Linked DNA regions of Mus musculus: regions 2 and 3 are each linked to region 1. A link is a loop called in an ENCODE intact Hi-C map of the cell type or tissue named here. Cell type or tissue: heart. All regions are shown on one strand. Region 1 holds the start of Zfp869 (zinc finger protein 869). Region 2 holds the start of Ndufa13 (NADH:ubiquinone oxidoreductase subunit A13). Region 3 holds the start of Zfp866 (zinc finger protein 866).

Region 1 (8,000 bases):
ATGCACCACCACCACCTGGCAAAGGAAATCTTTTTAGAAGCTATCTTTAATCCTTTAAAAAGAACCTATTGAAATGTTTTCTAACATTTCCTTCCTTGGTCAGTGTTGGACAGAAGGGAAAATCCCATTCTGTCTAGGTTGTGTTGTCTGGCAGCGTTCCTCTTTCCCAGGCCTGGAGCACATTAAAAAGAAAAATCTTCTAAGAGAATGGTGGTTTTTATGGTCATTGGTTAAAAAGGAGACATAAATCATAAAAGAGAAAGGAGTGGAACATTTTCTTTTCCTGCTCTGCATAGATCTGAGCAGAGGAAATGGTTCCCTGATGGAAGTATATATAATTCACACATATATATGAATTCATACTCTGTGTATGAATGCATTGTCTGCATATATGTATGCACACCATATTTGTGTCTAGCGTCTCTGGAGGTCAGAAGAGGGAGTAACATCCCCTGGAACTGGAGTTATGGCGGGCTGTAAACCACAATGTGGGTGCTGGGAACCAAACTTTGGTCCCTCTGGAGGAGTAGCCAGTGTTCTTAACCACTGACCCGTCTTTCCAGCTCCGTACTTCTCAACTTTTGATATTTATATTTGATGTTTTTGTTGTTGTTGTTGTTGTTGTTGTTGTTGTTGTTTTGGCTTGATCACCTGCCTTGTTCCAAATGTATTGTATTGACACTGTTATTGGGTTGCAGTTTATTTGTACCTCTACAGCCCATTAGTTTTTTTTTTTGTTGTTGTTGTTGTTTTTTGTTTTTGTTTTTTGAGACAGGGTTTCTCTATGTAGCTGGCTGTCCTGGAACTCACTTTGTAGACCAGGCTGGCCTCAAACTCGGAAATCCGCTTGCCTCTGCCTCCCGAGCTGGGATTAAAGGTGTGTGCCACCACACCCGGCTAGTATTTCTTTTATTAAATTAAGTGTGCAGAATCCCAGTTTTCTCTTGAGAGACTGTTTTCTTTAATCACCACAATATGACTGTGTTTGTCTCTTCTAATGAATTCTCCTTAGAAGCCTTTCATCAGACCGTGTCTGCTTTCTCAGGAGTGTCTCCAGTGTCCTTTAAGCCCTTCTTCTGTATGCTGATGATTGTATCAGTTATGCCTGTGGTTTCAGAGGTGTGGTTTTGTTTGTTTGTTTTTGAGACAGTGTCTCACCATACAACCCTGACTGTCTGGATATTGCTATGTAGACCATAGAACTCAGAAATATGTAGACCATAGCCTCAAACTCAGAAAAATGCCTGCCCCTGCCACCAGAATGCTGGGATTAAACGTGTGTGACACCAAGCCTGGCTTGTGTAATTACTTCTTAGCTATTGCTTGCCTTTTTGCTACTGTTTCCTGCAAGCTCTCTTTCCACCCCTTGGTTTCTCTATTCAGTGAAGAATTAATGTAGTGACAACTTCAGAATTTTGGTTTCTTTAAAAACACAGAAATATTATAAGAATGTGTTTTCATTTTAAACCAAGGAGTGGAGATATGGGACACTTCAGACTGTCCAAAGCAGCTGACTACGATTTGCCTCATGCTCTAGCAGAGGTATGGTATTGCCAGCCGCAGATAGTTTCTGCGATATTGTGTGATACTGTGATGTCTCTGTGACATTCGGAATTCTGAGAACTTTTCGGAGGGTACATGAATGCTAGCTCCCCAGGAGCTGGAGCAGGTGCTCGTTGGCCATTTAGGGAGGTTGGTTTGTAATTGCTGTGGTCAAAGAAGAAACAAAAGGAAAGACATTAGATTTAGGAATTCATTCTCTCTCTCTCTCTCTCTCTCTCTCTCTCTCTCTCTCTCTCTCTCTCTCTCTCCCTCCCTCCCTCCCTCCCTCCCTCTTTCCTATTTAGTGATGGGGTGAAATGGGGTGGGGTGCGGGGGTAAAGGGTGGGAAAAGAAGAATCCACAAAGTAGCAAAGACCAGCTACAAATTACAGAATGAAAAGTTTGCAGTCTACATGCAGAAGATTATTATTATTAAGATTATTATTGCTCCAGATTGCCCAAAGCTATTTAGGGAGACCCTGTTTAAAAAACAAAAAAGCAAAACAAAAAAAAAAAAACCAAACCAAGCCAAAAATCTTCCCTCAAAAAGCACATATTCACACAAAGCCACAGTCTCCTGTACAACAGGTGGGTGTGGTGTTCAGAGAGGGCGCACTGTGGCCCTTTATGAATTTCATGTGATTGGTTTTTCTGCATGTATGTATGTGCACCGTGCATGCCTCTTCCAGGGAGGTCAGAAGAGGATGTTGGATCCTGTAGGGCTAGAGTTACTGTGAGCCATTATGTGGGTGTTGGAAATTGAACCCAGATGCTATGGAAGAGCAGTCAGTGCTCTTAACTTTGGAACTATCTTTCCAGCCACCTCCCCCAAGTATACTTTATTCATACATATAGATTGTGGAGCAAAACTGCACAACTGCAAGAGTGCATTTATCCTTCTAGAAATGGACCAGCCAGCATACATTTAGCTGATTGGTTCATATTAAATGATATTAAAGAATAAAATCTTTGAAGTTTCTATGAAGAAGGCTCTCAGATCCTACCTGGCCTTGTTAGTAGTGGCCTACAGCACAGAGGGCAAGAGGGAGTTAGCTCAGTCAAGCCTACCAGGTGGGTTGTGAGTGACCCTCAGTGGAATGGGGCTAGTGAACGTGCATGTGTGCATGTGTGGTATATGTGTGAAGTTAGCCGTGTAGGTGCATTTACACAATGGAGTACTACTCAGCTATTAAAAAAGAATGAACTTATGAAATTCCTAGGCAAATGGATGGACCATGAGGCAGCTTCTCTTGGGCAAGAATCTGGAGTAAATCCTTGGATCCCAAGTGGATGAACTCCTAATCAGTTTGATTTGATCCAGAGCCACTCTCCTTAGCTATCTGCTTATTTAAAAATTAGCTATCTCCTGTCTTCCTTCACTATTCTAGTGTGGTTTGGTCATTTCTGTGGCCTCGTGGATACAGGCATCTTCAATGTGTAAGGCTCCTTCAAATACTGAAAGATCCTGGCAGAATGTAAAAGGACACAGAAGCCCTGAAATTGGCAAGATAGACGTCAGTGTTAGCAGAACTAGCTTCACTGATTTAGAAAAATAGAGGTGCACAATGCTCTGGCCACTTCTTGAACCTGTGTGTCTGCCAAAGTTCTGACCAGGTGTGTGCCCATTGCTGCACCTTCATTAGACTCTTTCCTTGTACCCCTCCCATACCCATTTCTTGAGAATAGACATTGTTTAGATCTGGAAATCCCCTAATCTCCCCCTTCTCCTTTCCCCCCTGAGGGCCTATAAAAACTGGGACCTCTTTCCCCTCGAGGACAACTCCTCTACCCCTGCGTGGGATATGAGTCGTCCCCAGAGCTCTGGCTTTCCCCGAATAAAGCCTCATGTGGTTTGCAACAAGCTCGGTCTGTCGTGAGTTCTTGGGTGTCCGCTATTGTCCTGAGGCCTGAGCGAGGGGCTCCTCTCGGAGTCTTTCAATACCTTCTGTTGACCTGGAGTAGTCTGTGATTGATACTGGAAGTTTTTCAGGAAGTATATCCCGAATTCCTGGTTCTTTGGCTTCCACCTCCTTTGTTGGGATTGCAGGAAAAGCAACACCACCTTGGTCTTGGAATGGGTTCGCTTCTCTGCTTAAAAAGAAAAGGTGCAACTTGTTATAATTGAGCAATCTTTGGCGTGACTTGCTGAAATTCCTGAAACCCGGAGGACATCAAGTCTTGTTTCGATGTGATAGGGGTTGGGTTGGGCCCTGGTCTAGTTGTGAGGCAAAGTGATCACTGCCTTGGGGAGTGTATGTAATAGACTGTGCACAAAAACAAGGCTTCCAAGAGGAAGAACCTTAAGTACCTACTGAGTGCAAGAAGACAAGCTGTGAAAGTTCTGGGATGCACAAGGAAGTCCTGCTTCAATCAGATCGTCTTGAAGCAGACTTGCATGAACTTGGGTGAAAGCCAGAGTTGGGAAGGTCTGTGTGGTCCACGTCTTTTAATTTCAGTTCATCCACTTATGGGAGCTGTCATTCAGATTTCACTAGCCAATCAGGGCCCTGAGGGCAGGACATTCATTCACAAGGACCAAGCGAAGCTGTTCCTGTCACTCAGGCCCTCGTAGGGCAGTGCTAGCCAATCAGAACCTTCAGGCCAGGCCACTCACTCAAGAGCGCCTAAAGGAACTGCTTCATCATTCAGGGCATGCTAGCCAATTAGAGCAATGGAATTGAGTCATCCACGCAGCTGCATCTAGGGAACTCCTGTCAATCAGACTTGTGGTGCAGCTCTAGCCAATCAAAGCTTCGGGGCAAGATGTCCAATCAAGAACACCAGACGAGACGAGAGGTGGGTCCTATCCGCCGCCATGCTGCAGATTCTGTTCTTAAGCAGGCATCGCGTGGTCCCGTGAGCTGCGGTGTGATCGCCGCTGCCGGGAGCTGTAGGGGGAGCGCAGGCGAGCTCAGCAACCGCGCCATGGTGAGCGCGGGGCCGCTGTCCCCGGATGGGGAGGAGCGGTCGGCTGAGCCGCGTGAGCCGGGGTGATAGGTCCTTCCCGGGGTTGGGGGAGCGGTGGGACCGGCCGGCCGAGCGGACACCCTGTGCGTTCCACTGGGCGACGTGGGCCCCGTCACTGGCCAGTGCTTGTCTCGGAGGACTCTAATCACTTCCGCTTTTCCAGCCATGTCTGCGCAGAGCGCGGGGAGCGGAAGACTCCTCCTAATCAGGGGGTAGCTTCCGGGTTGGTGACGTCACCGCCCAGTGCTGGCGCCCTGTTTGTGCTTTTGGTGTCGCACTTATGACTGCTGTGTTCTCTGCGCTGTGGTCTAGACGTTGTGGGCTTCGTAGGTCTAGCATCAAGTGTGAGTTAATTTTGTGAAATTCTCCGAGTCTTTGTCCAAGAGTTTCTTTCGGATGGTGTCCCAGAAACAGTTCTAGAAAAGATTGTACTACTTTATCAAAGGTCAGCTTGTCTCCTAATTTAAAAAAAAATTTTTTTTTGTGGATCTGTTTATTCTTCCTAAACAGTGTGTTGTCTTGTGTATTTGATTGGAAATGTTACGAGTGTGTTGTGGGTTCGTCTACATTGTGCTAACCATTTTGTGTGTTTTTTTAAAAGTATTTTACATATAAAATTCAGCAATGTCTTTTATGTACCTGATAAGAACTTTTTAGCATTTTGTGGGAATTATCTTAAATCTGTAATTGAACCTGGGAACTGACATTTTTCTGATTGTGTCTTCTGGTCATGAGGATGTTATATCAGAAACAGACAAATATGTTTGTGTATTTCCACAATTTCATAATTTACTGAATAGAAAGTAAAAAGGTGTCACGCCTCTGGTGGTAATCTGGCCAAGGCTATTTTTCCAAGATATTTTATATTTCCAAGATATTCTATCCAAGGTTCAATTTTTCCAAATCCTAATTATTAATATTTTTTCATATCACACGGTAAATATATAATTATATCCACATATGCTGTTTACACAACCAGCATAAGTTAAAGAGGCTGCAGCAGAGTTCAGAGGGTCCCAGAAGTTGGCGAAGAGAAATGCAAGCAGTGTTTCAGTTGATGAGAGAAGTTAGAACACACGACTAGTGAGCCACAGGGGGAGAGCTTTGAATGAAGCCCGAGGATGTCAGGTTTGAAAGTGGCTGTAGTGGTCTATATGATATGAAAGGCAGACTGACTGGTCCTGGTGAACTGACAGGGACTCAGTTGAATTGAAGCTGCGTCCCTGACTAGATCCTTGGCTCACACAGGTATCAGATGATAGGCTGGTTTCAGGCCGTGCCATCCTAGTGCTTGGTGTCCATCCCTTTCTGAGGCCAGGGGAGGGAGATGCATCCTTTTGTATCCTATGTATGGTGTTTCGTTTGCACCGCTTGTATGCCTAGTGCCTGCGGAAGCTAGCAGAGGACATCAGATCTCCTGTAGCTGTAGTTACATATGGGTGTAAGCTGTCATGTGTACTCTGGGAATTGGACCTCTGAAATAGCATCTGTGTTCTTTTTTTTATGATTTATTTATTTTTTTATTTTATGTATATAGTACACTGTCTTTAAACACACCAGTAGAGGTGTATCAGATCCCATTATAGATGACTGTGAGCCACCATGTAGTTGTTGGGATTTGAACTCAGGACCTCTGGAAGAGCAGTCAGTGCTCTTAACCGCTGAGCCATCTCTCCAGACCAGCATCTGTGTTCTTAACCATTGAACCATACCACCTCTTTAGCCTGACTTTTCTTTAAATTAGCATGTGCTTTTGAGATAGAAATTGTGTAGGCAAGAATGACCTTGAACTCCTGGTTCTTTTGCCTCTATTTCCAAGTGCTGGAATTTCACATATAATTTCATGTAAGAGGCATGCACCGTGACACCTATCTGATGTTCTTTTTCCCTTTAACAATTTCATACATGTATAAAGACTACTGTAATGTCCTGCCCTCTGATTTCCCTCTTTGTCCTCTCCTGCTTACAGTTCCCTGTGAAATATCCATGTTTTCTGCCCCCTTCATCTCCTTCTTTGTTTTGAGAGCCACTAAAAAAAACCATTCTGGTTTTAACCAGGATCATCCGTGTGGCTGCAGGTTCCTGCCCATGCATCTGAGCACGGTAGTGGGTACACAGTTGAAAACAATGCCTTTGTTTAGAATCCCTTGGTATCTAAATCATGATGGGCCCAGTCCTGTGTCAGGTCCGTTACAGCAATGCATTGCTGTTGTAAAGTGAGGTCATACAGAGCATTAGCTCTGCAGTGCTGAAAAGTCAACATTTTACATCCCATCTCACTGTCTCTGGGCCTTACTGTCTGTGCCTCATCTTTCACAGTGATCTCAGCGCCCTGGAAGTGGTGGTCTAAATGTCCTGACTAACTGTGCATCTCCGAGTTTGCTGCGGAGGGGCTTCTCTACCTCAGACGGGGAGGAGCAGTTGTTTGTGAGTAGAGCATTATTTAGAAGGTAACTGGGTGCCAGGACAGTTGAGCTAGAACAGTGGTGCAAAGTTTATCCCTCCAGCTGCAGACGTGGGTTTTGGGTTTAGTTTACTATGACAGGGATGGATTCTCTGAAGGAGTGAGCCTCAAGTTCAGTTAGAGAGCCGCCTGGTGTTATCCTCAGAACAGCTATATCACTATTGCTCAGGTGGACACACCTTGCTTGGCAGGTTGGTTTTGTGTGTCGTGGAGGTCTGGGTAAGACATTCTGTGCCTGTCATTCCTCCCCCAGCAGCCTGCTTAGTGCCCAGAGCATCATGAAAGCCAGCCAACAGGGAGGAAGTTCAGTGCCAGTTTGATTTCTTTCTGCATTGTAACCGGTGTGGGGGGCGTCTTCAGTAATAACAGCCAGTTCTGGAGGGCAACCGTGAAGAGCAGGCGAGCCTGTTAGGTCTCCCTGACCTATGGCTGATAAGCAGTGATTCTTTCCTGCTCTGGAGTTACGGCTTAGTAACCATCGGCTTTCAGAAGCATCATCTACTGTAGGATCTCTCCCTTCTTGTTTTTATCATTTGTCTTAACTTACACATGACCTCGCTGTAGCACTGCTGTGTACATGGACAGAGGACTCTAGAGCCTGCTCCGGGAGATGCTTGTACAGTCATGTTCATTGTCATTCTTAATTTGTAATAACCAGGAAATTAAAAACAGCCTACATGTCCAGCTGGTGAGTAGATATTAAAACCGTGTATACATGAAAGGCTTCCATTCAGCTGTGAATAAAACCAAGATGATGAAATTTGCAGGCTAATGGATGAAACTAGATAATAATACTGAATCAGCTGAGAGTTTGAGCTGGGACAGTGAACACCCTGTGTCCCTCTCCCATAGGTGTTAGTGTCACACTTGTCCTTAGATTGCTGTGTCTTAACTTGCAGAGCTTGAAGAAGTAAGGAAAGGGCCACCAGGGAGCTGCTGTTAAGGATGGAGGGAATGGTAGCACAGATAACCAACAGGAAGACTCTGGGTGAGGAGTTTGAACATGGGGGTGCAGGGTGGGCTGTGA
Region 2 (8,000 bases), 180 kb before region 1:
CCTCTGTAAGAGCAGCCAGTGCCTTTATCTACTGAGCCTTGTCAGACCCAGCCTTTTTAAGATTTTAATTTTTATTTGTGTGCATAGGTCTGTGTGTAAATGTATGCTAAGTGTGTGTGGTACCTGTGGGGACAAAAGACGGTGACACATTCCCTGGAGCTGGAGTGACAGGCTATTGTGAACTGTTCAACATGGATGTTGGAACTGAATTCTGGCCTTCTGGAAAAAATAGTTCTCTTTACTGAACTATTTCTCTCTCTTTCTCTCTCTCTCTCTCTCTCTCTCTCTCTCTCTCTCTCTCTCTCTCTCTCTCTCTCTCTCTCTCTCTCTCCTCTCTCCTCTCTACACACACACACACACACACACTGCATACATTTTAATTCTGTTGTTGAGACAGTGTATTACATGTAACCCTGGCTGGGCTGGAGCCAATGGCTGCTCCCTGCAGTGTACCTCACCTCTGCAAGGCACAGAGCCAGTGGAGGTTTTTCCTGCTTCAAGCTGCATCCACACTGATGCCCAGGACCCAGCACTTCTAAGCATTTCTCCAGGATTCTGCCCTTGTGAGTCAGGCAGTCTCAGTGGCCCCAAGACCAACCATAGGCTATGGGCTCGAGCAGCGTTTTAAGCTGAGAAACAGGAATCATTAATTCTGTTCCCTAGGACCTGCTACCTCTGAAGTAAACCTCACAATGTGCATGGGGGGTGGGGGGAGTTGGGGAAGGGCAGGGCTGTGTAAAAGCTGTCAGCTGACACCTAGATCGGCAAAAAAAAAAAAAAAAAAAAAAAAAAAAAAGCAGCTAGGTGTGGTGGTGCTCACTTTTAATCCCAGCACTCAGGAGGCAGAGGCACGTGGAGTTTGGAGCCAGCCTGGTCTACATAGTCCCAGGATAGCCAGAGCTATATTATCTTGAAAACAAAACCAAACAACAACAACAAAAACCCATAGACAGACAGAGAAGAAAAATGGGTAACTGGTCTTGGTGCATACCTGGTGCATACTGCCCAAGAGGCAAGAGGATTGCCCCATTTTTCTATTTGGGTTACATGTGAGTAGTCTATGCCTACATAGCAAAACCTGTCTCTACAACAAGCCTGGCCTGTGGCTCAGTGGTGCAACCCATGCCTAGAATGCCCCTAGAATGCCCAGTGAGGGGCGGGGGGTTGGGGGGGCTGGCTGGCTCAGAGAGTAAGGTTCTCGATTCTACCTCCAACACTAGGAAGAAGGGCAATGGGAAGTGGGTGGTGTAGTCAACTTGTGTACTGGAATCTCAAAAGACAATATAGAAATACAAACCCTGAGTCTACTGAGCCCCCGCCTTCCCAAGCCCTACTTCTCAGGTGCGGAACACAAAGCACAGCCTGTATCCATTGGCTCCCTCTGCCCACTGCCAGGGGAGTGGGTTTTTTTCTCGACTCTGGCATACTCCAGCTAGCCCCAGACTTTAGGCCTCTCCCCTCTTATAGCCTCAGTCTCCCCATCTGCCAATGCCGCAGTTAGGGCCCAGCATGAGGAAAGTTTTCACATTCAAAAACTCCAGGGCACCAGAAACCTGTGGAGTAGAGGGGAGCTGGGGCTGAGGCCAGCTTGAGTCTGTCTCTGGATACCACCGCCCACGGGAGTTCCTCACAACGTACAATTATCCCCACATCTCGGCTCTTCTTTTACTTGGCTTGCACTTGCATCCTTGTTGAAGGCAAGGATGGTTGAAGCTTCTCAAAATCCCAATATCTGGTTCAAGACATGCAGAACTGGACTGCACACCTTGGAAAGTGGAGGCAGGAGAATCCAAGTTACAAGCCAGCCTAGGCTGCATAGTGAGGTATTTGATCTAACTTTGACACACAAAATCACCACCACCACCACCAACAACAAATCAAGAGATCATCAGTAGATGGGTCTGGTTTTTCCCTGTAAACTTTTCCCATAGGGAAAACAACCATCACCAAGGACTCCCGGCTTCCAGAGACCTGAGTACAATCCACACCTGTCTCTGCACAACTGACACCTATGTGGGTGTCACATCTGTAAATGCTGTTCCAGCCAACAGGCAGTCCCGCTGATCCCAATTCAAGTATCATCAGATCCTGGCGGATGACTATAGAACTTTTAGGAATTTATCCAGTTTAGGGACGTGAAGAATCAGGATTTGAATCTCCCTACTCCGGTTTTTAGGTCTAAAGGTAGAATTTCCACATACTCGCCTTTCTCTAAGTTGCCGAAAACTTCCCACCCCCTGCTCAGTGACAAGGTTCCACCGCTAACCCCAGTTGCAAGGAAGAGCGAATTTATTGCAGGTTCCAACCTGGAACTTAGCGTGCACGGCTGGCCCACGGTTTCTCTGTAGCATGGCAACCCACCGTGCAACAGCTCATTCTGCGCAGGCGCAATGCTTCTCTCTCTTCTCTTTGCGCCCCTCCCGGGGCCTTCTCGCCAGAAATCGAGGATGCGCATGCGCTCTCCAGCAATCAGTTTGTGCAGGAGGAATCAGAACCCAACAGCAGGCCTCAGAGGGCCGCCGCCGTGGGGGAAGGGGAAGGGACAGGACGCGTGCGCAGTGGCGCGCGGCGACTTCGCGGGTTTCCCGAAGCTCGCCCTTCGCGCGTGCGCCGCCCTGGCTCTGTGCCTGGTGCGGCGGGAACAGCGAGAACCCCGGCTCCTAGCCGGAGTCCCCGGCCCGCAGCCAGCCATTGCGCGCCACCTGGCCCGCCGAGGGCCGGGCAGACGGGCTGAACTGTAGCAGCTCGGCGATCAAGGATTTGCATCGTTCCGACAGTTCGAGGCCGTCAGGGTAGAGCACGCCGCGCTTCTGGCGCCGGGGTAGGCCAGCAATGTCCGAGTCGTCGAAGGGCATGCACCCGGTGACCATGACGTAGAGCACAACGCCCAGGCTCCACACGTCGTATTTCTTAGGGTCGTAGGGGATGCCCAGGAGCACCTCAGGTGACGCATACGCGGCCGAGCCGCAGTAGGTGGTGCTCAGGTCTGGGTAGCCGTGCGCCTGGCGGCCGAAACCGAAATCCGTGATCTTGACGCGGCGCTCGTCAGGGCTTAGCAGCACGTTTTCGCACTTGAGGTCGCGGTGCACCAGGTGGTGGTCGTGCAGGTAGCGCACGGCGCCCGCGATCTGCGAGAAGAGTTCGCGCGCCTGCGACCCCGGGATGCGCCCGTTGCGCTGCACTGCCTGCAGCAGGTCGGTGGCTGCTGCCTCCATCACGATGTACAGCTTCCCATTGCACACTTCGATGAACTCGAAAACGTGTACGATGTGCGGGTGCCGTACTCCCCGCAGGATGGACAGCTCTCGAGGCAGGAACTTGTTGACGAAGTCCGGAGGCGCTCGCCGGCGGTCCACCACCTTGATGGCCACCGTCCCTTTATACTTCTTGGAGGTGGCCACTTTCACCTTGGAGTAGCTGCCCTCACCTATCGTGCGGCCCAGCTTATAGCCAAGTTCGCTCAGGAGTTTGTCGCCCGACATGGTGGCGCCCGGGGCGCGCGGGGAGCAGGAGGCGGCTGCTGTCGGGGGGCGGCCGGACTCCAATCTCGGGCCTAACCCATGGTGCTTGGCACCTGCACCCCCGTGCCCCCATGTGCCCACTCCCAAGGCCCTACAGCCGCGATGACTTTTATTGCCCGGGTAACAATTTCTGCCTTGTGAAGTGACTGCGGGCGTCACTCGGCCTTGGGGCGGGGACCCTCCCTCCCCCGCCCCGCGGGCTCCCTAAACCCTTCTTAGGCTTTGTGACTCAATCGCCCTTAATGGTCAGTTCCTCGTGAGAAGTCACTGGCGAGGAGACTGCCCACTGATGTGGAACAGGACAAGTCCCTCCCTGAAGTGATGGTGCTCAGGTGGGTGGGAACCAGCCTGTTGCCTCGAGCCTGGCTACCATGGCTCACGAAAGAAAGTAGGTGAACTCCCAAGGTTTTTAGTGCAAGAAACACGCCCGAGAGAGCTCTAGATGCAGACCACAGTTACTCCCTGCCTAGGGCCAGAGGGAGGAGGGACTGACTTCCGGATCGCAGCAAGGCTAGCGTAACGCTTCCAAATTATAGGGAACCTCCTGGGTGACGGAACTTCCGCCACACTCAAAATGGTGGTCGCGCGTTGCCTCACTTCCGCTGGTGGCCGGAAGTTGCGGGTCCTGCAAGTATGGCGGCGTCGAAGGTGAAGCAGGACATGCCCCCGCCAGGGGGCTACGGCCCCATCGACTACAAGCGGAACCTGCCCCGCCGGGGACTGTCGGGTCAGTGTCTCAGTGTCGTCCTGTTCGTCGCAGACCAGGCTTTTGTTATGCGGTTAGACGAGAGAGGGCAGCCTGCGGGCTTCAGAGTGCACAGTGTGAGCGGAGGCTGAGTTGGAATCTTGGTTTTCTAGTGCAGCATCCCGGAAGCCAGAATGTTCATGTCCCCTAGTTTCCAGCTGGCTTCCACGGGCCTGGAAACTAAGCCTGCGAGAAGCACTAACCTGGAGTTTGGAGGCTTTTGTTTTGTTTTAGGCTGGCCTCAAACTCCGTAGCAGAGACTGATCTAGAACTCCTGATCTCTTGCCTTCACTTCCGAAGGCTATGCTCATAGGTATGCACCGTTATACGTATTTTTTTTTTAATGTTTTTAAATTTTTTTTTTTTTTTTTTTTTTTTTTTTTTTTTGCAGATAGGGACTTACTATATAGCCCAGGCTGGCCTCAAACTCGTGGCGACCCTGCCTTTGCCAATGGATTGCTGGGATGACAGACAGGTCCACCCAAGGCAAGATGTGTGTTGATTGTAACATAGCATAGAAGGCTAGTCTTAAACTCTAGCCTCCCTAGTGCTGGTTCCTCTTCTGGCATTCTCTGCCCACCCCCAGCCCCCACCCCCACCGGCTTTCGTGGAGCCCAGGCCAGCCTGAAATTATGAACACCCCAACTCTATGCCTTCATAGTACCAGGATGACAGGCATGTGCCCACCAGGCTGTGTTTTTAAGTTTTTAAAAGTGTTTTAAGTAACATTTAGAATTTTATTATCGATTTCAACAGGAAAAGAATATGAAGAAAGTTAAAGTCCCCACTGTCAGTGCTCAGAGTTACAGAAATACAGTAGTTAGCAACTGGGGCCCAATTGGTAGAGTGCCTGCCTAGCCTTTCAAAGCCCTAGGTCGCACCCCTGGCACTGCATAAACAGGACTTGGTGGTGCACACCCATCATCTCAGCATTTTGGATGCTGAAGCAAAACGGATTGATGGTTAGGGTCATCCTGGGCTACATAGATCAACCTGGACTACATGATCCCATCTCACCCTAGAAGAAGAGAGAGATGGGCTTAGGGACTGTAAGATGGCACAGTGGTTAAGGGCATTGATGCTCTTCCAAAGGACCTGAGTTTGCTAACTCCACCTTCTACAAATTCAGATTTTTAGATTTTAATTCATCAGACTTTAATGTGCATATTATAGAAACTGTGCCTCAACTAAGCAAACAAAATGTTCTGGTCCTGTGTGATGGCTCACCTGTGATTCTAGACATGAGAAGCAAAGATGGGTCACAACAAGTTCAAGGCTAGCCTAGGCTATGTGGAGAGTGTTTGGTTCTGGATTATATAGAGAAGAGCCTCTTGGTGAAGGGCAGCCCAGACCCTGGGCTAGATAGTTGAGAGTTGTGGGCAAGATGTGCCAGGTACAGACTGAGGGATGCTGGGAGAACCTGGAGGCCAGGTCACGCTGCTTTGGTATGTAAAATATGAACCTCTGTCCCTTGTTCCAGGGTCCAAATCCAAATGTCAAGTTCCAGCCAGCCAGGAACATATTGTGAGAAACTGGTTTTAAAACCCAAAAACTAGCCAGGCAGTGATGGTACAAACCTTTAATCCCAGCACTGGGGAGGCAGAGGCAGGCGGATTTCTGAGTTCAAGGCCAGTCTGGTCTACAGAGTGAGCTCCAGGACAGCCAGGGCTACACAAAGAAACCCTGTCTGGAAAAACCAAAAAAAGAAAGGAAAAAAAAGGAATATTTATCTATTTTATATATATATATGAGTACACTGTAGTTGTCTTCAGACACACCAAAAGAGGGCATTGGATTCTATTACAGATGGTTGTGAGCCACCATGTGGTTACTGGGAATTGAACTCAGGACCTCTGGAAGAGCAGCCAGTGCTCTTAACCTCTGAGCCACCTCTCCAGCCCCCTCCAGGCCTTTTGAGACACAGATGGCAGACTAGAATACCCTCCCCATTCCCAGGGCCTCACCTGCTGTTCTGACAGTGAGGCAGATCCTCTGTCCACTTCTCCCTCCTGTCTCTTCCTTTTTTCTTTTTTCTTACATTTTGTGTGTGACTTAGTACAGATGTGAATGCGCCTCTTTTGCACATAAAGGGTAGAGGACAACTTGAGGAATGTGCTTCCTTCTGCCCCATGGGTCTTAGGGATTCAGCCCTTTTACTCATCTTGCCAGCCTCTATCTTTATTCTTTCTTCCTTAAACATTTAAAAACTGTATGGTTCTGATTTCTTGCATCTATGCATGTATACTGCACGCATGACTGGTACCTGTGCGAACCACAAGAGGTCATCAGATTCCCTGGAACTGAAGTTATGTGAGTTGCCATGTAGGTGCTGCAAACTGAGCCTATGTCTTCTGCAAGAACAGCAAGTGCCCGCCCACGCCCACCCCCACCTTGCCACACCCCAATATAGCCCTGGCTATTCTGGAACTCATGGGATCAAAGGCATGTGCCACCCTGCCTGGCTCCCCCCCCCCCCCCGCCCTACTTTTTAGTATTTATTATTGTGCTTGAATGTCTGTGGGGAGCGTGGGAATGTGGAGGTCAGAGAACAGCTTTGCAGAGTCAGTTTTCTTCTGTCTTTCTGTGGGTTCCATTCTGCAGTTAGTGTTTACCAGCTGAACCATTTTTGCCAGCCTCTCTCTTTCAGCTTTCTCTGAAGTGTGGCCCACTTAGGCCTGCACTTAGACTGAGCTAGTGGTCTCCTCAAGTCAGGGTGTCTTACTTATTTATTTGTTTATTGGTTTTTTGAGACAGGGTTTCTCTGTGTAGCCCTAGCTGTCCTAGAACTCACTCTGTAGACCAGGCTGGGCACCAAACTCGGAGATCTGCCTGCCTCTGCCTCCTGTGTGCTGGGATTAAAGGTGTGCGCCACTGCCCGGCATATAATGTTTGTCTTCCTGCATTTATTTAGAGACAAGGTTTCATTGTAGCCCTTTTCGAGGATGACCCTGAGTTTCTGATTCTTCTGCTTCTGCCTCCTGAATGCTGGGTGACACTTGGTGTGTGTCACTAAGCCTAGCTTCTTCACTGTGAATAGGGATCCCAGGGCTTATGCCTGTTAGCAGGTCGTCTACCACTTCAGCCATGTGCCTCATTTAGAGACTGGGTCTCACTATGTAGCCATGGCTGGCTCTCCATGTAGACCAGACTGGTCTCAAACTCACAGAGATCTGCCTGTCTCTGTCTCCCAACTGCTGGGATTGAAGAAGAGCCCCAGCACACATGGATAAGACTGAAGTGTCTGTATGTGCACGGGAATGCAGGTGCTTATGGAGGCTGGAGGAAGGCATCAAATTCCCTGGAGTTGGGGTTGTAAGTGGCTGTAAGGCACCCATTGTAGTTTGGGGCACAGAACTCTGTCCCTACACTTAACCTCAGAGCCATGACTCCAGCTCTGCGGAAGTTTTCTTGTGTAGTCACGGGTGGCCTTTGTCCTGAGTTCCAGCCTAGCTAACTGCACATGGCTGGTTCTTTCCCAAAGAGCTTCCAGTCTAGCTGATGGACTCATAGTGTCAGCATTCCTACCTGTGCCTCTGCTCCTGGTCGCCAGGAACTGCTGTAGCCTGGGGAAGTGAGGAGGAGCCTCCCTGTGAGCAGACCTCAAACTGGCGTCTCCCAGACTGGTTTCGGACAGGCCTGTGTTCTGCGCCTCCCTCAGCTTCACCAGCACCCTGGTGTTCTGCACCAGGCAGCCCTTTCATTGTTGTTGTTTGGGGGTTTGAAACAGTCTCACT
Region 3 (8,000 bases), 58 kb before region 1:
ACACCAAAAAACTTCTTGTGATGTTCCACTGGCTTCTTGCAGTTTCCTTGGACTCAGGCTGTTTGGCAGAGTTATATCAGCTGATAAAGACTCATGTGGAATTTTGCTAAGACAGATTCATGTACTGAGGCAAGACGTGTGCTGAGGCGAGACCCATGGAGGACACGTGCTGTTTAATGTTGAAGGGAGTATAGAAAGGACTCAACTAACAGTGGCCAGGGCTTGGCTTGCTCACATAGCTAGCTCTGCAACGCTTCTTGGTCTCAAGTCTTCACTGTTCTATATTTTGTTGAGAGCACAGCAAATAACTTCTGGTGTCCCTGGTGGTCCTGGTAACTCTTGCTGACTCATGCCAATTCAGCTGAGACCTGACTATTTCTACTAGGTTGCCCACCACTGCTGATTCATGTTTGCTATACCAACACTACTGAACTGGACTGCTGGTATATTTATGAAGTGTTTGCTGCTCCTGACTTCTATGAACTGAACTGCTGATTTCCTGACAATACAGATGGGATTTGCTTCAAAGAAAAATTTCTAAACAGGTACACTTCCCTTATATCCTAATAACCTTTCTTTTCCACTACCTCTGGTGTGTTGCAGTGAGTTTCGCTTCACCACTTTGACTCCTGGCAGATTGTACATGCACACCCACCCAGGAACTATCTTTTGATCCTGGGATGAAACACACACACACACACACACACACACACACACACTAGCTTATTTTAAAAATGTCTTGGCTACCTCAAAGGCTGAACATTCCTAAACCTTCCCCTGCCACCCTAAAGGCCATTTACCTGAAATCTCATATGAGTCATTGGCTTTATCTCCTGTTGCTATTTCGCCCCATTCTTCTTCCTCCAGTCCTGGTGCACCTCTCTCTTTCCTCTCTGCATCTTCTCCCATGCTACTATAAGTGTCCTGCCCTGTGCCCAGCCTATGGCTGTTTGCATCTTTATCGATCAGGACCTTCAGTGTCTGGACATGAAGATTCAAAGCATTATAACCAATCTCCAACACTGGTTGGTTGGAAGGAGGTTAAAGCATTTAAGAACCGTTATTAAAGCCAGGCGTGGTGGCACACGCCTTTAATCCCAGCACTGGGGAGGCAGATTTCTGAGTTCGAGGCCAGCCTGGTCTACAAAGTGAGTTCCAGGACAGCCAGGGCTATACAGAGAAACCCTGTCTCGAAAAAACAAAAAAAAAACAAAAAAACAAAAAAACAAAAAAAAAAACAACAAAAAAAAACAAAAAACAACCCAAACCAAACAACAACAAACAAACAAATAAACAAACAAACAAACAAACAAACAAAATTAGGGTTGAGAAAAAATCTAAAGCTACAGGAATTCAAGTCCTCTGCAAGTTTGGAAAGTCCTCTTAATCACTGAGCCATCTATCCAGTACTCAGTTTTAAAACATTCTCTTTTAACATTTATTTAAAACATTCTCTTAAACGTTTTCCTTGATCTTGTGAGCCTGAGAGTTAAAAAACATTATATTCTGGACCTACATGCTGTAGGGTTAGCGGGGTCTCATGTCTTCTCTGATATAGGGCTTGGCCACGCAGGGAGGCAGGACACAGGAAGTTTGACTGTGCTTACCCCACGCCATTGCTGGGCAGGTGTCAGGCTGTAGGGAAGCCTCCGAACACCACTCTGGGGTTGGGGAAGCGCAGTCTGAAGTCCAGGGAGCTGGCTTGGGAGGCCGGGACTATCTGCTTCTCAGGCTCTCGGACCCCAGGTGCTGCTGGGAGCTTGGAAGAGCTGAGAACAGAGTGGGGGCCCATGGGCTGGATCTAGCCGGGGCCAAGGGGGAAAGAAAGAAGCTTCGGCTGGTTAGGGTGGGGGGGGCGGGGGGGGCGGGGGGGGGATAGGTACTTGGCTTGTTGGCGGTGGTGGTTTAGTCTTGGTGGTGGCTGGGAGTGCGGAGAGGCCTTCCACTGGAGAGTAGATGGCAGCTCTTTAGGTGAAAGCTTCTCCATTGCTCCCCACGGCAGATCCTGATGAAAAGAGGCAGTCCATGGTTTTAGGGCATTTATTGTCATAGCACAAAGTGGATGAGTAAAACCATACCCCACTTCTCAGGGCAGGCCTGGGGTTAAATACCTTTTGCAGGAGGGGTGTCTGGGAAGGGGAGTATCTGAAGACAGCAACAATGTACTCATATAAACATTAAAAAAAAAAAAAAGACAACAAGCATGGATTCACTTTTGTCAGCCAAACATAATTCAAAAGTTCCCAGACTAACTAAAGCCAAGAGGTTATAGAGACACGAGAGGCAGAGACCAGTGGTTTCCTGTGAGTTGGAGGCCAGCCTTGGGTACAGAGTGAGATCCTCTCTAAAAAATATGAAGAGGTTATAGAGAGCTGGTTCTCATGGATGGTTAGCTGGCGCTAACACGGAGTTTTAACTTTGGCTCCTAGGTATATTCTCTTTATTATATCTTGTCTTAGGAATAGTTATAATTCAGAGATATTTGAGATCTTAAACAGGGAGAATCGGAACCTTCATAGGAGGAGAAAAGATATTCTATAATGATAATTTAAAAACATTTTTTTTATTTACATGTATGGGTAATTCAGTATGCATGAGCCATGAAGGCGCTCAGAAGAAGGAATTTCATCCCCTGGAGCTGGATTTACAGGAAGTTAAGAGCCAACGGGTGTGTGTGTGTGTGTGTGTGTGTGTGTGTGTGTGTGTGTGTGTGTAAACCAAACAAGTTCTCTACAAGAGCAGAAGGTACAGAGAGTGCTCCCATCCCCTCACCTCCTTCCCTCTTTTCAGTCGGTCCTTGATTGTGGTCTAGGTAATGATACTGCCCACTTTTAGGAAGAGCCTTCCTATCTCAACTACCCTATTTAGAAACACCCTTACATACATGCTGGAGGGTTGCTCCTATCACTTTGACAATCAAGACTAATCATTACACGACTGAACACCACTCACTGATCTGTTCATTGACTCCATTAGCTTTGCTGGGTTTTTCCTTCTTATTGTTTCTACTGCCAGTACTCCCCCACTTCTTCTTTAGTAAAAATGGGTGAACGCCTTTTTCCCAGCACCCGTGAAGCATAGGCAGGTAGACCTCTGTGTTTGAGATTAGCCTGGTCTACAGAGTGAGTTCTAGGATAGCCAGGGCTATACAGAGAAACCCTGTCTTGGAAAAAAACAAAAAAACAAAAAACAAAAACAAAAACACCAGGATAGCTAGGGCTACACAGAGAAACTCTAACTCAAAAAACCAAAAATTAAATAATAAAATGTTCTGATGATTTAGTGGCTATGTACGTGTGTGTGTGTCTGTGTATATTTATGTGTGTGTGAAGAACACACTTGTGGAGGCCAGAGGACAACTTTCCTGAGTTGGTCTTCTTCTACTATGTTCATGCTTAACCTACTAAGTCATTTCCTTGACCCACGTCTTCAATTTTCTTTTTCTTTTTCTTTTTGCTTTTGTTTAAATTAGAATGTCTGTAGAGGCCTGGAGAGGAGAAACGGGGGTGAGATGGAAGGATAGAGAGGTTTTTGGTTTTTGTTTGTTTGTTTGTTTTGGTTTTTTCAAGACAGGGTTTCTGGTGTAGCCTTGGCTGTCCTCACTCTGTAGACCACTCTGGCCTCGAACTCAGGAATCTGCCTGCCTCTGCCTCCCAAGTGCTGGAATTAAAGGTGTGTGCCACCACTGCCTGCACTGCCCGGCTGGATAGAGATCTTAACTGGAAGAACACACATGCTATGAAAATAGAGGAAATGAATACTTGTGTTAATGTGCAACCTGGGACAGATGTATAAACCATAGATGTTCCTTACTCAAATTCCTGATGCCTGGAGAACATCATGTCCAGTTATAATTTGACCTTCTAATTAAAACTGACCTGAGCACCTTTCTAATTGTGAGGCAGCAGGATTGCTGCAATGAGCACTCGGTGTGCACAGTGACGACTTGGTGATGGAGTACTGCTTTACCAGGGAGAAGCTAGTTCTGCTTAGAAGCAAGGAGGGCGGGGCTATGGCTGTCATTTGAATCCCACACTTCGGCTTTGGAAGCTAGTGTCACTCAGGCTTTGGTAGCCAATCAGGTTCTAGAACCGTGCCGTCTAATCAGGACTACTGGAGAGCGGCAAGAGGCGGGTTCTTCACGGCCGCCATATTGTGGCTCGGCTCTGCGGCACAGGGAGGTGCGGTGTGTTGTGCTGTGAGCGCTGCTGCCGGGACCAGTGAGGAGAGCGCGGGCGAGTTCGGAAGCCGCGCCATGGTGAGCAAGGGCCGCTGTCCCTGCCCGCTGTGGTGGATCCTCCCCGAGGCTGGGGCGGGGCGGCAGCGGCATTCAGTGCTGTGTGGCGCTGGGCCCTGTGTCCTCTTCGCCGTGGTCCGCGCCTGCGCAGAGCGCGGAGCCTCCCTGCGGAGGCTCCGCCTCGCGCAGGAAAGAGTCGGTGCTCTGTCTGGGGCAGGCGTTTTATACAGTCCTGCTTTGGGTATCTCATCAGAAGGTTGTAAAACAATAGGTCATCTAGTTTCTGCTACTTTCTAGAAGTTCTGAATTTTCATGTAACATTTAGGTCAAAGCAATCAACTTGAGTTAATACTGTGAATTTTAAACTTTAAAAAAATTATTATTTTTTGTGCATTGGTATTTTGCCAAAATGTATGTATGTCTTTGTGAGGATGTCAGATCCTCTGGAACTGTTGTTGAGCTGCCATGTTGGTACTAGGAATTGAACTCAGGTCCTCTGGAAGAGCAGCCGGTTTTCCCAACCATTAAACCATCTCTCCAGCCCCAACATTGTGAAACTCTATTTAATTTCTTGTCTATAGACATCGGTTCTGCTAATAACCTTTTGCTATTCTGCCCTTTGTTGAGTTTCCTTTGCTACTTTGTCAAAAAAAGGTACACACACACACACACCCCATATATATATGTGTGTGTATATAACATGTGTATATATAATATCTATAACTATATATATACACTTTAAGTCTGTGTGCTGTTTCTTTGGAATTGTGTGGACCATTTTCGTTTTTTTCCACTCTCCACATAAACTTGAGAATCAGTTTCTTAATTTTTCATAAGTTGTTAGGATTTATATTGTGATTATTTAAATCTTAGTGCAGATTGAGGAAACATGACGTTCAGTTCTGAAGCTTCCTATCGCCATATTTATGGGGTATCACTATTTTGTGTTTGCTTTTTGTTTGGTTGGGGTTTTGTTGTTGTCTTTTTTGCTTATTTTGTTTTTTGTTAGGTCTGCTTTGGCCTAAAACTCACTCTGTAGAGGCTGGCCTTGAAATCATAGCCATACACCTGCTTCTCTCTGCCTTCCATGTGCCAAGATTCAAGGCATTGTCTCCCACTGCCCTGCATGGTTTTGTTTTGTTTTGTTTTTTGTTGTTAAAAATTATAGTTCTTGCTGGGTTGGTTGGTCAGTCTACTTTTAACCCAGCACTTGGGAGGAAGAGGTTGGCAGATTGAGGCTAGCCTGGTTTACATAGCTGCAGAGTTCCAGGTTAGCCAGGGTTACATCATGAGACCCTGTCAAAAAGATGAGGTGGATGGTCTGTAATGATGGTTCAGTGCTTAAGAGGGTATTGCTCTTGTAAAGACTCCAGTTTGATTTCCAGCATCCACCTCTGTGACTCACAACTGCCTATAACTCCAGTACCAGAGCATCCCATCTCCACTTCTGGCCTCTGAGGGCACCTCCTTCAAATGCACGAACCCCTACACACACACACACTCTTAAAACTTTAAAAGTGGCTTAGCAGTGAAAAGCCCTGGTTGTTTTTTGCAGAGGATGCTGCCTGATTCAGTTCCCAGTGCTCAGGTGGCCATTTACAACCTCCTGTAACTAGTCTCCAGGCCTCCTCTGATCTCCACAGGCACCGCATATGTGCTGGCAAAACACTGATCTTCATAAAAAAGTGTGAAAAAAACAAAGTAAGGCCCCTTGGCATTCTCTCACTCAAAGAGGCCCATTGCCTTTCTTGGAAATGTCTATAATTTGTATCTCCTCTTTGCTCCTAATAAAACTTTTTGAAAGTTTTAAAACAGTTAAAATCTTTTTAAAAAAATTGTAGTTCTTACCTAGAGGACTTTATTGAATTGGTATATATTTCATTGTCTCTTCTTACCTGCATTGCCATACTGGGTATTGTTATCCAGCTGCTCACTGTTGGCTTACAGGACGCTGATGGATATTATACTCATCTTTAAACATTTTGATAATTTGTTAAGAGTTACTGGTTATAATCTTGTTGGTTCAATGAGTTTTGTTGATTCTTGGAATTTATTTTGAGGAAACAGTTTATTTTTTTCTTTTCAATGCTAATAGCATCCTTAATCCCCTTTCTTGCTGTGTGTGTGTGTGTATGAGAGAAAGAGCGGGAGAGAGAGGGCAAGAGAAAAGAAACTCATTCTAAGCCACACCATGGTGGTGCATGCCTTTATTCCCACTACCAGTAAAGGAAGACAAATCTCTGGGCTCGAAGCTAGCCTGGTCTATAGGTCTAGTTCCAAGACAGCCATCGCTACACAGAGAAACCTTGTCTTAAAACCAAACCAAACATCCCTTCCCCCCTTTTTTATGTTCTGTGTTTTACAAAGTCTTGCTATGTAGCTTTGGGTGGCCTAGAACTTGCTATGTAGATGAGGCTAGCCTCAAACTCAGAGATCTGTCAGTGATTGCCTTCATAGTGCTAGGATTAAAGGTCTCTGGCAGCATGTTCTGCTTATCCATTCTCCTATTATGTAGCTCTGGCTGTCCTGGAACTCTGTAGACCAGTCTGACCTTGAATTCACAGAGATCTGCCTGTCCGTGTCTTCAGAGTGCTAGGATCAAAAGCATGCTCCACCACTCCTGGCCCTCAACCCAATCATTTTTAAAAGATTTATTTTACTTCATGTGCATGAGTGTTTTGCCTCCATATAAGCGTACTGTAAGTGCACTGTGTCTGTAGCTGGTGCCTGTGGAGACCAGAAGGGCACACTAGATCTCACGCAACAAGTTACTGTTGATTGTAGGCTGCCATGTGGGTCCCAGAACTCAAACAGGGTCCTGCAAGAGCAGCAAGTGCTCTCCTGAGACATCCCTCCACCTCTTCCTGCCATATATATTCCAGTTACTGGCAGAATCATATTTTTTCTACTTCATTGTTAATGGTATATTGTATTAGATTGAGCATGTTTTTCTTTTAGGGCACTGGAAAGTGAGTCCAGGCTTTTGTACATTCAAGCATATGGTTTAGCTTAGTTTCCTCAGCTTCAATCAGAATTGTTCGTTACTGTTTATTTGTGTGTGTGTGTGTGTGTGTGTGTGTGTGTGTGTGTGTGTGTGTGTGTCTAAGGAAGTCAGAGGGTGTCAGGACCTCTAGAGCTTCAGGTTGCTATGGTCGCTGGGAGCCAAGTCAGCTTCTTTTTAAGAACAGTGTATGTTAACTGCTGAGCCTTCTCTCCAGCTCTTACAGCTTCGTAGGCTTCTGCGTTTGCACATGTCACCAGCAAGGTTATGACATCGTTAGGTTGTGCAGTAAATGAAGAATCTCATAGAAGATTGATCTCAAGCCGTTCTCCCTCCCCAATGTTTGAGCCACATGTTTGTCTTTCTCTGCATTCTTTGTGATTTCATAACATTAGAAAGTGAACATTTGCCTTTAATCTCAGCACTGGGGAGGCAGAGGCAGGTAGACACCGGGAGATTGACGCCAGCATGGTCTAAATCATTGGTTCCACTCCAGCTATGGCTACGTAGTGAGACGTTGTCTCAGAAACAACATTTGACGTTGCAGTGAGTACCTCTGGAAATGAGTCTGTCTTCTCCAGGGTTACTGTTCCTTTCTTGCAGGCTCAGTTTGCCATTTGTTTAGTGTCTCCAAAGTATTTGTTACCAAGATTCTATTACCTGTGTATTGGCAATCTGACTCCAGAATGCACTTCGTATTTAGTTGTTATTTTTCACAGATTTCTTTGTATATGAAGAGCTAAACAGAAAGGCTGAAAAGGC

What was found. A loop is a pair of places that touch in the nucleus more often than their neighbours do. Peaks named below come from ENCODE experiments on the same cell type or tissue, not always from the same donor. Only the 100,000 strongest peaks of a DNase experiment are listed, where the experiment ranks them.
Region 2: it touches region 1 in a loop (4-fold over the local background); 1 of 42 quality-filtered maps calls a loop at or near these places.
Region 3: a loop joins it to region 1, with 2.1 times the contacts of the local background. A loop is called at or near these places in 1 of 42 quality-filtered maps.

The regions. Positions count from the first base shown.
Region 1 is chr8:69,713,238-69,721,237 of GRCm38, reverse strand. Zfp869 (zinc finger protein 869) reads left to right here and starts at 4,336. Exons shown (of 5, transcript NM_001039965.1): 1 at 4,336-4,470. Gm51532 (a long non-coding RNA gene) reads right to left here and starts at 4,131. Exons shown (of 2, transcript XR_003947396.1): 1 at 3,485-4,131; 2 at 1,442-1,707. In heart, no CTCF peak of the experiment used is centred here; DNase peaks (open chromatin) are centred at 4,167 and 4,627; H3K4me3 peaks cover 2,349 bases; H3K27ac peaks cover 1,589 bases.
Region 2 is chr8:69,897,790-69,905,789 of GRCm38, reverse strand. It overlaps Ndufa13 (NADH:ubiquinone oxidoreductase subunit A13), which reads left to right and starts at 3,770. Exons shown (of 5, transcript NM_001382215.1): 1 at 3,770-3,853; 2 at 4,058-4,248. The coding sequence starts at 4,155. Tssk6 (testis-specific serine kinase 6) reads right to left here and starts at 3,606. Exons shown (of 1, transcript NM_032004.2): 1 at 2,272-3,606. The coding sequence starts at 3,482. The coding sequence ends at 2,661. In heart, CTCF peaks have their summits at 2,370, 4,230 and 6,534 (motif pointing right); DNase peaks (open chromatin) are centred at 2,479 and 4,079; H3K4me3 peaks cover 4,135 bases; H3K27ac peaks cover 3,449 bases.
Region 3 is chr8:69,771,048-69,779,047 of GRCm38, reverse strand. It overlaps Zfp866 (zinc finger protein 866), which reads left to right and starts at 4,137. Exons shown (of 4, transcript NM_177899.3): 1 at 4,137-4,258. The coding sequence starts at 4,256. In heart, no CTCF peak of the experiment used is centred here; a DNase peak (open chromatin) is centred at 4,097; H3K4me3 peaks cover 2,037 bases; H3K27ac peaks cover 1,463 bases.